Linked DNA regions of Homo sapiens: region 1 is linked to region 2. A link is a loop called in an ENCODE intact Hi-C map of the cell type or tissue named here. Cell type or tissue: endothelial cell of umbilical vein. All regions are shown on one strand. Links, peaks and the distances in the headings refer to the core of each region. The heading gives the core; the rest is flanking DNA.

Region 1 (2,814 bases), core at 142-2,641, 530 kb before region 2:
CTTAGAGAACAAGGAAAGCTTCACAGAACAGGGAGTACTTAAGCCTGGTCTTTTGAGGATGATGTATTTGAGGGAAAGGGAGTGTCCATGGGTAAACAAAGACTTGCTAATGGGATACACGGGAATATGTTTGGAAAAGGCCATGATGGGGAGTGGTTGTCACTGGTTGTCCTTGTCCTTGTGCATCATATCAAGGGTATGTAGTTTAAACGTGATTTATAACTGCTGATGGTGACCTTGATCACCTGACTGAGGTGTATTAGGTTTCCTCACTGTCAAGTTGCTCTTTTCCCCCGTCTAAAGAGAACCACCCTTTAAAGGGTGATTAATGCTTTATAAAGGGTGATTAATAGATATTAGCAATGCATGGTGATGAAAACCAAGCTTGGACGTTACAGCACTTTCATCTGGCTTAAGGAGATAATAAGCACGGCCAGGCTCAGTGGCACACACCTGTAATCCCAACACTTTGGGATGCCAAGGCAGGAGGATCACTTGAGCCCAGGAGTTTGAGACCAGCCTAGCCAACACCGCAAACCCTATCTTTACAAAATTAAAAAAAAAAAATTAGTCAGGCATCATGGCACATGCCCATAGTCCTAGCTGCCCAGGAGGCTGAGCCAGGAGGATCACTTGAGCCCAGGAGTTCAAGCTTACAGTGAGCTATGATCACAACACTGTGCTCCAGCCTGGGTGACAGAGTGAGATCCTGTCTCAAAAGAAAATAAGCAAAAAACTAGACTTTGTCTTCACTTTGAACATGATCCTAACCTAAACTTGACCTTCTCAAACACTAGTGCCTAAGGATGGTTTCTTTAGACAAAGCCTTTTTTTTTTGAGATTGAGTCTCGCTCTTTCGCCCAAGCTGGGGCGCAGTGATGCGGTCTTGGCTCACTGCAAGCTCCGCCTCCCAGGTTCACGCCATTCTCCTGCCTCAGCCTCCCAAGTAGCTGGGACTACAGGCATGCGCTACCACACCCGGCTAATTTTTTATATTTTTAGTAGAGATGGGGTTTCACCGTGTTAGCCAGAATGGTCTCGATCTCCTGACCTCATGATCTGCCTACCTTGGCCTCCCAAAGTACTGTGATTACAGGCGTGAGCCACCACAGCCGGCCTAGACAAAGCTTTTTATAGGGAGACGAGAAATTGTTAAGAAGTGAGCTAAGAATTGTAAAACACTTAGTATGTGGCATTGTAATATATGTGTTATTGTCTGTTGTTACCATCATGATCATCACCATCATCACGTGCATTGAGTAGCTGAAGAACCTCGATACCAGACACCAGTATGTCCAAATTCTTGATGCCCAATCTCATTATTTTCACTTTGAATTTGAATTAGAAGTAAGTTGTTAAACAGGAACAAAATCTAATCATTTTTTCAAGGTACAAAAAAATTCCACATATTGAAATATAATGAATGGTTTTGCAAACTTTGATTGGCACTTTAAAAGGTGTTGGAGTAGGGCGCTCTGGGAAACTGCCTATTGATTGCACTGTTGTCAGTTTCTAAGCAACCATTGCCAAATTTATCTTCATGTCACACAACTTGTGTGTTTATCCAAGCTGGTTGAAATTCTTACCCTTGTGCAAAAATAGACCAGGGTGAATATTGAGTGGGACTGTATCGGAGGAGTGGGCTGCATTCCTCCATAGTTCCCAGTAGGTGTCACTCTGGCAGAAGAAAACAAGACATGATGGGTTCTGAAGACACATCCCTGGGGATCCGCCCAGGCCACAGGGGCATGCAGAAGCACCACTTGCCTACCTCAGTTCCCCTATTCGTACCCGACTTCTCTGGCCAGCAGGGGCAGGTTGCCCAGGCCACGTGGTGAAGAGCATTCCTGGAAAACATTGTTCTAGACCCACCTGGCTACAGACATCCCAGCTTACTCATAAAGCATTAAAGCAGTAATAGAGGAAGAGCTATATCTATGTAGCTGTAACCCGAAGAATTGGCAGCACTTGCTGGGATATGGGTAGCAAATTTTTATTCCTAGTAGGATCGGCACATGTATGGCTCAGTCGTAAATGTTTATCAGCTAGCTGAACGAGTCCCACGAGGACTTCATGTGTTTCTGGGTAATCTTCCATAGGAGTTACTGTTTACTCAGAAATGCAAAATAATTTTGCTATTAGCCAGTGTAACTAAGAAAAATTTTAAAAAGTATGAAAAATATAAAACAGTAAGAAAAATATAAAATATGAACACCCAAAGAGAACCTCTGCCACCATTGCTTTCTGTTAATAGGTGATCAACAGTAAGCATTACATAACCTTGAATTCTCCCACCCAGCCCTCCCCCTGCCCCTCTACAAGAGCAAGTCATCGGGGGCCACCCTGTGCACTAGGGCAATCACAGAAGTGGGAAGCACACCAGCTCCCCAGCTAATGCGACTCGCAGGCACTGAAGTACTGTTACTGTCACTAGACGTGCCACCGGCAGCACCCCAGAATGTAGTACCCCACTGGCTGCAAGACCAGCATTAGATAAAAGTAAGCAGGGAGTCTCGATGGATCACCACTGATCTTTGGTATCTGTAAAGGTGTCACTGTCTCTTTAAGGAAAGAGGGAGTCCCTACTTTCATTTTTCCTCAATAAATAATTTTTGACTGATTAGTGACAAAGGGACACTTTAGTGGGTGATCAGCACAGCATCTGCATGGCTGCTTCCTTGTGGGGTTTCTGAAGCTGCTTCTGTGACTCAGCCCCTCACCAACAAACAAACAAATGAGATAAATCCCAGAGACCTGGAAGAGGGAACCTGCCTTGAAATGGCATTCATGGAAAAGGTCTGGACACTTCAGCCA
Region 2 (2,814 bases), core at 238-2,737:
TTAAACAACTATCCAAGCACAAAAGCACCTTTACAAGTGCTAAGGAATCCAATAGAGCACCTGTTTTTAGCACAATAAGAAAAGAGGCATTGAAGAAGGTAGGAAGGACAGAGTCTCACTGCTCACCTCAGCGCTTCCCCAACTCCAGGCAGTGCAGCACAGAAACACAACCCACAGGAGGGAAGGTGAGTGATGTGACTGAAGGACTTTGACTTGGATCCCAGTGTTGGGCCCAGCACAGTAAAACACAGGGCCAGGGAGAACCCCACAGCCACTGACCCCAGGCCAAAACCCATGGACAAAGTCTCTGGAATCACCCCAGCACTTGGTGGAAAACTGCAGCCCCAATAGGACAGTCTCATGTTCTGACCTGCACCACCTCTGGCCTTCGATAGTGGCATCAGGCCACGAGCAAACCTCAGCAGTAGTCAGGGCGTATCAGCATGGGCCTGGGACACACTCCAGGGTTGTGCTGGCCCCAGTTTCCATTGGCTTTGGCCCGATCCAGCTAAGCATGAGTCTTGGTGGCCAAGGGACTGCCCTCACCATCCCTCTCTAAACCCTGGGCAGCACAGTGCAAAGAGTGACTCCACCCACTGGAGGGAAGGAAAGGAAAGAAACTAAGCACAGGGCTTTGCCTGGCAATGCAGTGCTGGCATACCATCGTGAAACCCAACACTGGGGAAGACTCAGTGGCCCCTGACCCAGGCTGGTCCCTGTGGACAGAGCCACTGGACTTGTCACAGTGCCAGGTGGAGACCAGCAGCCCTGGTGGCACAGTCTCATGTCCCAGCCCACATCACCACTGACTCTCTGCAGCAGCCTAGAGCCATGAATAAATCTCAGGGGCCGGAAAGCTGTAGCCGTGGAACTTGAGGATCCCCCTGCGCTGCGCTGGCCTCAGTGGCTTTGGGCATGATGTAGCATCATAGCAGCTGTGGTGGCCACAGGACTCCCTGTCTCATCCATGCCCCACTACAAGCAGCACAGCATGGAGACTGCTTCAGGGAAGCAAAGGAAAGCAGGCACATGTGGCCTTGCAGCCCAGTGCTGAGCTCACTACAGAGATCCAGCCCTGGGCACAGCCCTGCAGTGCTTGACCCCAACCTGGGGACCGTAAACAGAACCCCTGGAGCTGTTCCGGCCCCAGGCAGAAACGTGCAAACCCAGTGGGATGAAATACACTCTGTAAGCCCCGCTCTAGTCCTTCCAGGCCAGAACGACAAAGCAACTTTGGATATGTGGCAAATCCAGGCTTAGAGCGCCCTCTAATGCTAAAAAAGCAGCAGTGACCACAGTTGAAAAATGTAATGAACCAAATAAAAAATACCAGCAGAATCAATCAATCAAACAGAAAAAAGAATCAATGAGCTCAAAGACAGGCTTTTTGAAAAGATATCAAATCAGACAAGGACATAACAACAACAACAAAATTACAGGACTATTTCCCTGAAGAATATAGATGCAAAAATCCTCACAAAATACTAGCCAACTAAATCCCATTGCACATCGTGAAGATTATTCACCAAGATCAAGTAGAATTCATCCCAGAAATATAAAGATGGTTCAACATATGCAAATCAATAAAGGTGATACATCAGATTAATGGAACGAAGGACAAAAACCATACGCTCATCTCATTAGATAAAAACTGTCAACAGATTGGGTATAGAAGAAATATACCTCAATATAATAAAGGCCATATATAACAGAACCATCATACTGAATGGGAAAAGCTGGATGTTTTCTCTCTAAGATCTGACACAAGATAAGGATGCTTATGTTTACCATTTTTATTCAATGTAGTACTGAAAGTCCTAGCCAGACCAATCAGGTAAGAAAAAGAAATAAAAGGCACAGCTGCATAGCTACTTTTGTGTTAATATATTATTTTTATTAGAAAATATATTTTGGTGAATGTGAAAATTTTATAAAAGTGAGCTCCTATCAGTGTACACTCTAAAAACCATGCTTCATTCCATCTTACCTGAACTGTAACCCACTGTTTATGGGACTTGGGTGACAAAATCCCAAGTCTTCAATATCAGCCAGATAACACAGGCAGAACTTCCTCAAATAAAACTCTTAGGAGCTACTGATGTTGCCATGATTAAAGGAGAAGAAAGGGATGGGTCATTTGTTTTCTCATTTGCAACATGATCATAAAAAATGTGTGCGTCCTTGTGTTGGATGTTTAAATCGTATCATTTATGTACATCACTTACTGATGTGCTTACATTTGAAAACATAAAAAGAGCATAGCTTGGTTTGTCATTATCATATAGGTCAACAATACCATCATTGTCATCACCATCATTATATTTTGTACATTAAAGTAAAAATGGACAAAAAGGATCTGGGAGGTGAGATTGACCATGCATTGTGTGAACAGATTATGGATGTGAGTACACTGGACAACATGCCCCACCTTGTAGCAAAATTCTGTCTGGAAAACAAGGAATGGAACTATGTAGAGAGAGCTGGCACACTCAGAGAAAGCAAGATCATCACCAATTAGATGTCAGTGCTATTTACAGAGATATTGAAACCTATGGACTCCAGGAGGATAGAGAAACTTCAGGAACATTTGGGTAATGGGTGGCTGCTATTACTTAACACCTATGTGACAATTATCCCGTTTTAGCAAATGGAAAGTACAGCTTAGGATGCTTGTTTGCCTCTAGCATGTTTATAGTATCAAGACATTTGAATCTTTTTTCAGGAAAATCAGAAGAGAAAGTCTTGTTCCAAAGTAAAGAATTAGAAAAACTCGGAGTAGCTTCATCACATATAAAAAGCTGCCTTGACTGCGAA

The links. Peaks named below come from ENCODE experiments on the same cell type or tissue, not always from the same donor. Only the 100,000 strongest peaks of a DNase experiment are listed, where the experiment ranks them.
Region 1: a loop joins it to region 2, with 6 times the contacts of the local background. A loop is called at or near these places in 6 of 110 quality-filtered maps.

What each region holds. Positions count from the first base shown.
Region 1 is chr18:13,556,582-13,559,395 of GRCh38, forward strand. The region is part of intron 4 of LDLRAD4 (low density lipoprotein receptor class A domain containing 4); the gene reads left to right. Among named protein-coding and RNA genes, the nearest start is that of MIR4526, 53 kb to the right of the region's middle. RefSeq lists an enhancer at 1,841-1,940. In endothelial cell of umbilical vein, for the core only: a CTCF peak has its summit at 1,680 (motif pointing right); no DNase peak of the experiment used is centred there; H3K27me3 peaks cover 134 bases.
Region 2 is chr18:14,085,513-14,088,326 of GRCh38, forward strand. It overlaps a transcript of ZNF519 not described here. Among named protein-coding and RNA genes, the nearest start is that of ZNF519, 46 kb to the right of the region's middle. In endothelial cell of umbilical vein, for the core only: a CTCF peak has its summit at 1,287 (motif pointing left); no DNase peak of the experiment used is centred there.